Regions from separate parts of the Mus musculus genome. Here region 1 is linked to region 2. Evidence: chromatin loops called from intact Hi-C (ENCODE). Cell type or tissue: left cerebral cortex. All regions are shown on one strand. Links, peaks and the distances in the headings refer to the core of each region. The heading gives the core; the rest is flanking DNA.

Evidence for each region. Hi-C counts contacts between places; a loop is a spot of excess contacts. Peaks named below come from ENCODE experiments on the same cell type or tissue, not always from the same donor. Only the 100,000 strongest peaks of a DNase experiment are listed, where the experiment ranks them.
Region 1: it touches region 2 in a loop (2.7-fold over the local background); 2 of 42 quality-filtered maps call a loop at or near these places.

What each region holds. Positions count from the first base shown.
Region 1 is chr4:110,999,051-111,004,437 of GRCm38, forward strand. The region is part of intron 4 of Agbl4 (ATP/GTP binding protein-like 4); the gene reads left to right. Among named protein-coding and RNA genes, the nearest start is that of Bend5, 410 kb to the right of the region's middle. In left cerebral cortex, for the core only: no CTCF peak of the experiment used is centred there; a DNase peak (open chromatin) is centred at 2,788; H3K27ac peaks cover 399 bases.
Region 2 is chr4:111,306,994-111,312,380 of GRCm38, forward strand. The region is part of intron 5 of Agbl4 (ATP/GTP binding protein-like 4); the gene reads left to right. Among named protein-coding and RNA genes, the nearest start is that of Bend5, 110 kb to the right of the region's middle. In left cerebral cortex, for the core only: a CTCF peak has its summit at 2,108 (motif pointing left); DNase peaks (open chromatin) are centred at 382, 842, 1,336 and 2,106; H3K27ac peaks cover 1,387 bases.

The DNA of each region.
Region 1 (5,387 bases), core at 271-5,270, 310 kb before region 2:
GGTCCGTTTAAAAAGCTGGGCATGGTAGTGTATTGTCTGTAATCTTGGTCCTGGGAACATAGAGATGGACCTAGGTGGATCCCTTGAGCGCATTAGCCATCTAACCTAGCCAAATCAAGGAGCTCCAGATTCAATGAGACACCTGCCTCAAAAATTATAATAGAGTTCTTGAGTTCTGTCAAGGAAGACTTCAACATTAACCTTGGTCTTCACACACTCATGTGCATGCATGCATTAATCCATGAGCATATATGTGCAGAGTCATATGAATGAACATCCACATACAGGTAAATACTCATATTCAACACTAAGGATTGATTGGGTATTTATAAATATCTCAAATAAAAATTTAAGAAAACTAAATTTAGCTCAATATATCAAGATATAGTTATATAACAGTGGCCTCTATTTGTAGTTTTATAACCATAGAAGAATCAGAAAAACTCTGCTGTTCTTAGTTCTGCCTGAGAGACGTTCATAGTGATTTGCCTGGCCTTCTTCATTTCCAGCCACATCTCAGTACATAACCACAGTCATTGCAGCAATTGGTCTCTTCATTGCCCACAAGTGCACCATGCTCATACTGAGGGTCTTGTGGTTTCTTTCTCATTAGTCCTTCTACATCTCACAGCCCATAGTCACAAAAGTGTTGCCTTAATAGTCAATACTTATCAAGCTTCTTGGCACTTAGAAATTACTTACTGTCTATGGGATGGAATTTAAAGCCAACAACTCTATAAGTTATTGGTCTTCTCTATTTTCCCTGTCCCCATTGCTGGAACATTGTTGATCATTTCACTTTTAATGTTCTCTGTGGTTTTCTAATTCTTATTGCCTTTAGGTTTTATACAAACTGATTAAAAACTAAATATTACCATTTAGTGCTTAAATATATCTTTTGTTTTTCTAACAATTAAGAGTTCTTATTTCTGGACTTCCTGCTCCAGAATCCTAAAACAACCTTCACCAGGGCTGACTCCATTCTCAAAGTGCTGTTAACCACATCACAGCTCATTTAGTAGAACTTTGACTTTGAAAGGTATAAGATATAATTACAATTCAAGCATTATGAACATAGATCAAGTTGATCTGCTTCACTGCACATAGAGAAACTGAGGCCCACCACAGAGAAGTAGTAGACTTAATTTTTGAGTCTATTGTCTTTGAGCAATAATTTCAAATATCAAAGATATACAAGAAATGAAACAAACCAACATTTACAAGGTGCCAAGTATGTGCAAATGTCCCATACTTTCCTGTGTTCAATGATAAGCCAGTTTATTCTTGTTGCTAAGTTGTAGAGAAAGGCTAGTTCTCAAGAACCCAAGTTTTAAAGCTAAGCAATAGCCAAGTTAGGGTAACATACAAAACAATGCTTCTTCTTCATATGGCGTAATTTGTTCTAACTAAAGATACTCAGGACTGTTAAAATTGCTATAAGAACAGTGGAAGAAAGAAGGAAAATAGTTATGAGAAATACAGTGTATATTACCAAGACAATACATACAAGTGTATATTACCACGCACTTAACACACAAAATGAGCATTACTAATGGAGACTGAACAGAACTGGGAAAAGGATCAGCTGGTCTGCTGATTCAAATCAAATATATGTTTGCAAAATCACACTACCCTAGTTACAAGGATTGCTGCTAACCATCATGTTAATTATGGCAAGAACATGTCTATTCCTATGCAAAGGCAGATGCAATTGCTATATCTTTCAAGAATGACTTTTGACCATCTATGATATGCTCTGTAAAATATCACATTTAAATGTCAGTATTTCAATAAAACTATATTTTTTTACACAGCAGAAGATAAAAAACAGGGGATATTACAAAGTCAGACAGGATAGCTCTGCCACATTTGGCTTGTCAGAAACAAGGATGAAATCCTAACAATCTATGAGTTTCAGTGTCTTCATTTGAAAGATGAAGGCAATGATAATGTCTTTTAAAGCTGCTGTGAGCTTTAAAAGTGTTGTTGGATGTATAGAACTAGAAATAGGGACTCCTTTATTATGGGTATCTTACCTTACCTCTTTTTGCTGATCATATAATATTGCTCTAAGTGCTTCTTCCTCACAATTATCTGTGACTCTAACAGGACAACTTCTGTTTCCCATTTCATAGATACTCAGGAACTTTACACAATTTGCCTAGTAGTAAATTATTAATCAATGTTAAAAACAATTGCTAGTTATTAACAGTAAACAGTTACTACACAACAGACCTGGGAACTAAACCTAGGATTTCTAGTCCATCTTTTTTTTTTCTATGTGATTAATCAATAAATATATTGCTGCATAGTAGGCTCTGTAGATGTGGTGGTAAAACATAACATCTCCGTCCTCATAAACACTGTCCTCAATGTAATAGGCTCTACAGAAAAGGGCACAGTAAATGTCATGGACAGGAGAAATGGCTTTTCAAGTATATTATGAATGTGCTAGTGATAAACAAAGCATCACAACTCTTGTGAAAATTCCCAGGCTACTAAAGGGAAGTCCACCAAGCCAGGCTGGAAGGATGCTGTTTGTCTTACATTAACATTACAGTCAAGGGCCAGCTGTATGTTAGCACACGGAGTATACTGAATCCTTCTTGGCCCTCAGAATAGGTGATGATATTGCTTTAGAAATGTTTCAGTGTGTCTATAGATCTATTTTAGCATTCTCTTAGTTATACCAATCAACACTTCAAAACAAGAGAAACTTGGACATATGTTCTTCCTGATCATGCCTCACATTGAACTAAAACAGTCTTAACACATTAAAAACAAGAAGGAAGTTCTTGCTACTTCCCCCTCACACCTCCCTGCCTCCTGACCCAGTTTAGGGACTGATTTTACTTGTTTTATGCAATGTTCTGCCTTGTTCCGTGCCCTCACATTTCTTCCTTCCCCAAAAACGCTTTTTCCTAATCATTCCTCTTCCTACAGGCATTTCAATATTTTTCTTTTGTAAAACTTTGTCATCAAATCAGCTTCAGGTGGTGTTGTGTCTCTACTCCATGCACTGCCCATGTGGCCTTTAGTAATTATCAATTAGCTATATACGCTCTAGTCCTAGTACTTTATATTTCCCCTGGTATGTTGTGAATTGTGTAAACAATGCACTTCCTCTACCCAGGCTCTCGGCTTTCTCTTTGCTTCCTGATCCTTAAAGAGACTTAGATGTAGTTAGGTAAGTCATGGCTTCTCAACACCCTCTAGCTTCCCTATGCATCATGTATTTTCCACTGAGGTAACCTCCTACCTGGAATACTCTCTATCTACTCTTTGCCTTCAGAATTCCCACTCTATCCATTGCTCAAGGTTAATCACAAGTTTGTTTTATCTTCACCAGTAGGAAATTAAATCAGCAAAAACAGTTTCTGTGGTTTTATATGAACTTGTGGGGTTGCCTCATCTTCCTGCCGAAATTGCACACTGTAATAATTTTGCCCTCATAGTTTTTTGGCAACTTACACTTTCTGAACCGCAGTGTCCTCATATGTAATTTGATAGTAAATATATCAAATCCACACGATTGCAATAATATTAGCACTAGAAGATTCTCAAACTTTCTTGAAGGACAAAATATTTGACCTATAACTTGAAGATGGTTAGAATGGCACTATATAAAGATGATGATAAAATCATTCTGTGAAGAAATAGTGTTATGAATATAGTGAATAAATGGAAAGACATGGGTGGAACTGCGTGGTCAAACTAAACCATGACCACAGCAGGAGCATTGCAAAGGACAGTCAAACACATATTGGGATATATTTTTTCTGAAGATTAAAAATATGTCATCTGTATATGCAAACATGTGTATGTTGAAATAAATCTTCATACAAGCTCTTAACACCATCAGAAATTTTGAGAAACAGACCCATGAGAAATTTCAGTAAGTAAAATTTGGCCTTTGCCAACATTTGTATTAGATGTGAGTAAAATTCAGAGGGTTTAGTACAAAGGAGTAGCTCAAAAAACTCTCTCTCTTTTCTTTTTTCTTTTTTTCTTTTTTTTTTCATTTTTTTTTGTTAAGACATAACAGTCCTTGGGGAGCTTTATTAGAAAATTCTCGTGCCAGCTGTCTCTTTTCTTCAACTCACATTCACACAATATGCCTCGCTCTTGTTTCTCTTCGGCAATGCACTCAGATACTAATGAGTTTTGGGGAATAGAAAACCCAATGGAATATTAAAATTGGAAAGAAGCAATCGTTGAGTTAATTTTGCCGAAGTGCATCACAACACACAGTGCTGCTGTAGGAATGAATATTCAAATAGGAATTCAGTCATGGGAAAATTAATTAAGGAAAATGTTATTGCTAATATTGCTTTTTATACATATACATATGAAGGCACACAGTCAACTACTGGATCCCGCATAGACAATGAGTCAAACATTTATGAAAGTCAAATCCTCAAGACCTCTTGCTGGGTTCATGTTAAGATTTTTAATTATTTTTAAGTTATAGACAAATATCAACATGTCACTATTTTGCATGAAACTCTTCATTAAATCCAAAGCATTTTCAGAATAAAGTTAAAATCCTTAGCAACTTCAAAACTTTTCACTCTGTGATTTATGCATACTTAACTCATTTCAACTTACACTTCCCCAAATATGTTTCACTGTTGCATATCTCACTGTCTTTGCACATGCTGTTCACTGTTTGGGAAATTTTTACCCCTCCCATTAGTTCATCCTAATGTTGTAGATGTGGCTCAATGTCAGTTGCTTTCTTTCACCCTGCTAGAGAAAAAAAACCTCTCTTGGGTGTTCTCATAGCAAGCTAGATATAGTACTAGTTAACAAACATTAAGTACCTTGGTAGTTGACATGGCTTAGTGTCATAACCTGTTTACATGGCTACATACACACAAGACCATATAATTACTCATTTATTAAAAGAATATTATATAACAGCATTCTACTCTGTACTGTGTGTTAATGGTGAACAAAAATACTACCCTACCTCAGATGTAGTGTAGTTTTTTTTGTGTGTGTGTGTGTGTGTGTGTGTATTTTCTATAGTGGCTGTTATATAATTGCAACACAACCACCAAAAAGAATGAGTGAATGGGTTGATATTGTGTTTCACAGTATAAAAGTTGAGAAAAGCCACAGAACCCAAGGAACATAACACTTAAAATATTTGCTATATTACAAAAAAAAACCCTGAGTTTAGATCGAATTATTGATTCCCAGCGCCTGAAGTTACTAAATTCATGACTTTACACAGGCCTCTTAATTTCACTAGACTTCACATTGTAACTAGTAAAGCAGCAATGTCTGTACAGTTCAGTTTTCACTTCTCTCTTTACACTAAAAGAGTTAAATCATAAAGCACAGGAGAAGAATACAGTTCCAGTAGATCATAAATTTAGAGC
Region 2 (5,387 bases), core at 157-5,156:
AATAATTGACACATAAGATCTTTTTCTCCTTCCTCATCTGAATGGAAAGAATCATGTCTATGGTTCAAATTTGTTAGTAAGAACAGATTCAAATATGATCAAGGTACATAATCTGCACAGTATGTTCTATCCCATTGAAACTCATTATTTTGTATAGTTGATATACTCTCATACAGAGGGGAAAAGCTATGTTGCTTAGAATAAAAACAATAAGGACAATCATCAAGATTTGAGTCAAGTGATAGATGCAGAGCGCAAAGTTCAATGCCTGGCCGATAACAGGCGATTCATTCTGTGGCAGCTCCCGAAAAGCTGCTGCTATAGCTAAGTTCATGCTTCATCCTCTGCAGAGGGCTAGTAGAGTAGGCAGCCTGGAACAGGAGGGCCCCCTGGGGGACTGTAGCTGAGAAACGAGGGCCTGAGCAACTACAATTAATGCCTTCTATTTTGTTTATGAGTAATCAGACCCTTTTCCGGTTTATTCCACTAGTTATCTAACAAGTGCTGAGCAGAAAGACATAGCAACTCTAACGAACTAGAACAAAGGAAAGATTTAAGCCCCTTACCATCAGATCTCCAGCTGTGTGCACATCTATAGTAGCTTCCAATTCTGTTTACGTATTAATTTATTAAAAAATATCTCTTGGGTATTTATTTTGCGCTGTGCTCTGTGATTAGATGCTGAGACCACAATGTGAGTGGGACACAATTGTCACTTTCAAGGAGCTCAGTCAAGTGAGGGGAAAAACAACAACAGGCAATCATAGGATGTTAGCAAACGTGCTGTGGGGGATAGCAGGGAAATCGTCCCAGAGCTCAGGAAAGGCTGACAGATGGAGAGAGTCTTGTATTACCTCATAATCTTGGCATTTCATAAGTACTTCAGTCTATAGATGGTAGTAACCATGAACATCTGAGCTTTAGAAAATGAGTAGGAAGCAGCCAACTAAAAAAGAAGTGTAGCTGAATGTTTAGGACTAAGGGACTAGCACATAAGATGGAAGAAAGAACGGCGGGGATACACTCATACCTCTGCTGGGGGTGGGGGACAATTAGAAGCTAAACTAAACAAACCTTGTAAGCCATTATCAAATGCTGTATGAATGTTCCCTTAAAATTAAAATAAGCAAAATAAAATCATCCTTGTGATCACCTGTCCACAAAAACATCATTTAAGAAACTATTTTTACAAGTACTAAGAGAGGCAGCACAGATATATTAGTCCCTGCTTTTAGCATAATAATAAGAAAAATTCAAAGAAGAAAGGAAAAGGTGACCTGGATTCCCCAAGTCCCAAGCAAAGCGATATAGAGAGATGGACTTGTACTTGGAAAAGGGAGGGACAAGTAAGTCTAAGCTTGGTACTTGCAGCCCAGTACTCAGCAGATTCCCACCTCCACCATCCCTAGACTTGTACCTGCAGCCAAGGGAGTGCCTCCACTAGCCCTTCCGCTCTTTGTGCCTTACAGCAATGAGAAATACCATAGACTTGACAAAGTAGGATACAGAAGTAAGCATGAGATGTGTCTTTGAGCACAGTGCTATCTGGTTGAACTCTAAGAGGAGTTACCAATGACTGTACCCTCACACCGATGCCTAACTTTTCTACCAGGTAGAGCCTGGAACCCTATTCAGACTTTTATCCTGCAGTGGCCTTAGCCCACAAGTCCACCATTATAGCAGTAAGACCACAGGAGTGTGGTCCTTGGTCCTGTCCCTGTGCTATACTACTCAGATTGGGTTCTAAGCTCTGGTGCAGCCTGGCATTGTGATGTTGATGGCCCTGGATATGCCTGCCTAGCTTACCACTGATCACAGGCAGTGTCCAGCTGGAGAAAAGGAGAATGGCATCACATCATTGCATAGGAACCTAGGGCTGGCATTTTACTGCCTATGAAGTTTGTCCATGCAGAACCTCAGAGTGCCTGACTGTAGGGTGGTATTTATGGATGAAGTCTGTGGGCCTACCTGAGCCCCAAGTAGAGGCTCGCTAGGACAGGATAGCCTTTTTTGGCTATTTTAAAACAATAACCTATTTCCTAACAACATAGCAGCTGTGAAGAGGGCACAGACTTGGAACTGTGGAGCCCTCTAGTGCTAAAATAGTGACAACACATCAGCCAGAACTCACAGCAAACCTAAGCTTAGCTCACCACCTAGTGCTAATATAGTGGCAGAAACTTGGCTTACCATTTCTGGAAGGGAAAACGCAAAGCCAAATTGGGAGGAGTCTGAATAGTCAATGTCATATGCCAACAACCTCCAAAAACTTTCAGGGATATAAAGTTAATTGTTGTATTTCATCTGTTTCATGGATGTTTTTGCTTTTCGTGGTGGCTAAATGCATTAAAGGTATTCGACACTTAAAGTATAAAATTTAACGTGACATTGGACAGCTTCCATTCCAAATGGTTATTCTAACTAAATAGAAGTTCACTGGGTTGTACAGACTTCAGCTCTGGGTAATTTGGACATGTGATTGGGGTGCTTTTATTTATTGTGATTTTACTTAAAAATTTGGTAAACACTAAAAAAAAAAAAAATCCTTTGGAGCAGTTAATACTATACCTAGAACACTAAAAAAAAAAAAAAAATCCTTTGGAGCAGTTAATACTATACCTAGGAAGAAAATAAAATGCCAGAAACGGGCCATGCTGTATCAACTGATCTGTGCAATTCTCAGGACAAGAATTTAAACATATGCTGTCAAGAGACTCAATGAACACCTTAAAGACACAGAGAAGAAATTGAGTACTTCATCAGTGGAAGTGAATTTATTCTGTAATCAAGCAGATCTTTGCACTGAAAAGCACACTAAACAAAATGAAAAGTGTAGTAGAAGTCATAACTAGCAAAACAAAACAAGAGAAGACTGGGTGAGCTTGGAGACAGCCTATTGGAAAAGCCACATGGGAATAAGTGTCTGTGGAGTGCCCAACCGCAAATGGGACTGCCATCACACACCACTGTCCCACAAGGCTCAAGGACTATTGCAGAAGACAAGAGTGAGGACTTGTATCTTTTGGATTCATCCGACAGCTGCACAAATGAGCTCACAACGGCTGTGGCAGACTGCAGGAGATCAAGCCAGTAAAGATTTTACATGGGGGAAATGGAGAAAGTGAGGGAAAAGAAACTCCTAGTTGATGACTTCTGGGAATTGAAGACTCAGTTTTCTTTGAGGTGTGGCCCCTGGTCGTTGGACCACTCTCTGATGGATGGCCCTACACCCGTGAGTATTTGAGCAGAAATAATGGAACTCAGTGGTGGGAGATGAGGGAGGGAGGGAGCAGGTAGGGAAGGGGTTGATGGATCTAGGAGGAGTTAGGTGGAGGAGTGCAGAATAAATATGATCAAAATGTATTGTAGACATTCTACAATGTATGAAATTCTCAATGAATTAATATAGTTTAAAGAAAAAAACAAAAGAAATAAAAAGGGTGAAGCAGAACAAAAATTAAAAAACATTATGGGAATGTTGGCGAGTATTACAAGAGAAAATACTCAGCTTGTTGGTATTCAAGAAAGACTGGAGAATGCCCAAAGCTTCATTTTGAAAGCTTCTTCAAAATGACAGAAAAATCTAGAGAAGGCTATAAACATCCATGTGCTGTAAAGTCAAATATCAGCATCTGGATTCAAATCAGCCATGAATATACCCAAAGTACACTGAAATTAATCCTTAGAGAGAGGAGCTCAAAGTGACAACAAAATTGACGCACATACACATGAACTGTGCTCATACACTCTCATAAGAAACCTCTTAGGACAGGTATAAGGAGGTCAAGGCCTGCTGTAACCTGACAAAGAACCTAGGTATCATGAAAGACAAGTCTTTGAGAGCCTCCTGGAGCTCCTTCCCTTCCTACAGCCTCTAAAGTTTTCAGGCTTCTACCTTCCAGCCAGGCCAACTGGACTGAAGAATCTCTGAAGAGGAGGACAACCCACTCAAGCCAGTTGCCAAGCATTCCCCCTCCAGCACACCCCTTATTCTTTCTGTTCATCCCTTCATGAGAATCCTAACATTCCTAGATCACATTGAGAATCCTAACATTCCTAGATCACGTTGTATATTCTGATTCCTCCTGGGTTGATGCAGACCCATTGTGGGGAGGTATTTGCTTTAAGGACATCCTACCATACCTGCCCTTTCCTCATCGTACTGCCAACTTGTAACTTGGGTGGTGACTGTGCTTTTGTGTTTACTTCTAAGTGTACGTGGAATGCTGTGGGAGGGACACCCTGAACCAGATGGTTACCTCCCTCTTCCTTTTGTCTTGGCCCCACTTGTGGAAACAGAACCAGTGAGTGACCTCCCATATAATAGCAATGAAATAAAATGTTCTAAAGAACACAGAACATTCTTCAGGATAGAATGTGTCAGTGCACAAATCAAGTCTTGCCAATTTTTTTAAGTTGAAAGCACATTGAGTATCTTCTGTGATCAAAGTTCAATAAAACTAGAAAAAAAAAAACAGAAGAACCTTGAAATTTATACAAATACACACAGACCAAATAACATTCTCCTAAATGGTCAAGGAAGAAATTTAGAAGGAAATTAAAGCATTTTCTGAAATAAGTGAAAGTGGAAATACAGCACATTAAAACAAAAGCACTATCAATGGGGTTTCAACTAATCAGAACCTTCATGGGCAAAAAAGAAAGAACTAAATAACCAGGCTACCAGTGCTACCTAAGGAATTCTAAAACCCAGGAAGGAAGCAATTCCCCTGGCTTTGCAATTATAGGGATCAAACCTAGAGCCTTGCACATGATAGGTAAGAGATCTTCCACTGAGATGCATCTTCAGCTCCAAAACCAAAATTGCTAAATAAAAAAAATAAAGATTAAAGCATGGGTAAATGAAATAGATACTAAAACACAAATTTAAGGGATCAATGAAATTGATTTCCCAGGAAAACAAAGTAGACAAACTCCTTGTTAGAGTAACTGAAGAAAAAAACAAAACAAACAAACAAACAAACAAAAAACAACAGATGACTCTGAGTCACTTAAAATACATGATCCTCTGTCTAGGTGTGTATCCAAAGGGGATTATATTAGTATATATCAAAGAGCTGTCTGCTCCCCTGTGTTAAGTGCAGCATTCTACACCATAGTCAAAATATGGAATTCTTTTAAAGATATGGAATCAGCCAAAGTTTCCATCAACATATAAATGAATAATAAAAATTGTCATATATACAATAAAGAATGCAATTCAGCCTTTAAGATTGATGTTTGTCTGGCAACCTACAGATTGAGAAAAGATCTTTACTAACCCTACATCTGATAGAGGGCTAATATCCAATATATAAAGAACTCAAGAAGTTAGATTCCAGAAAACCAAATAGCCCAATTATAAAATGGGATACAGCCGGGCGTGG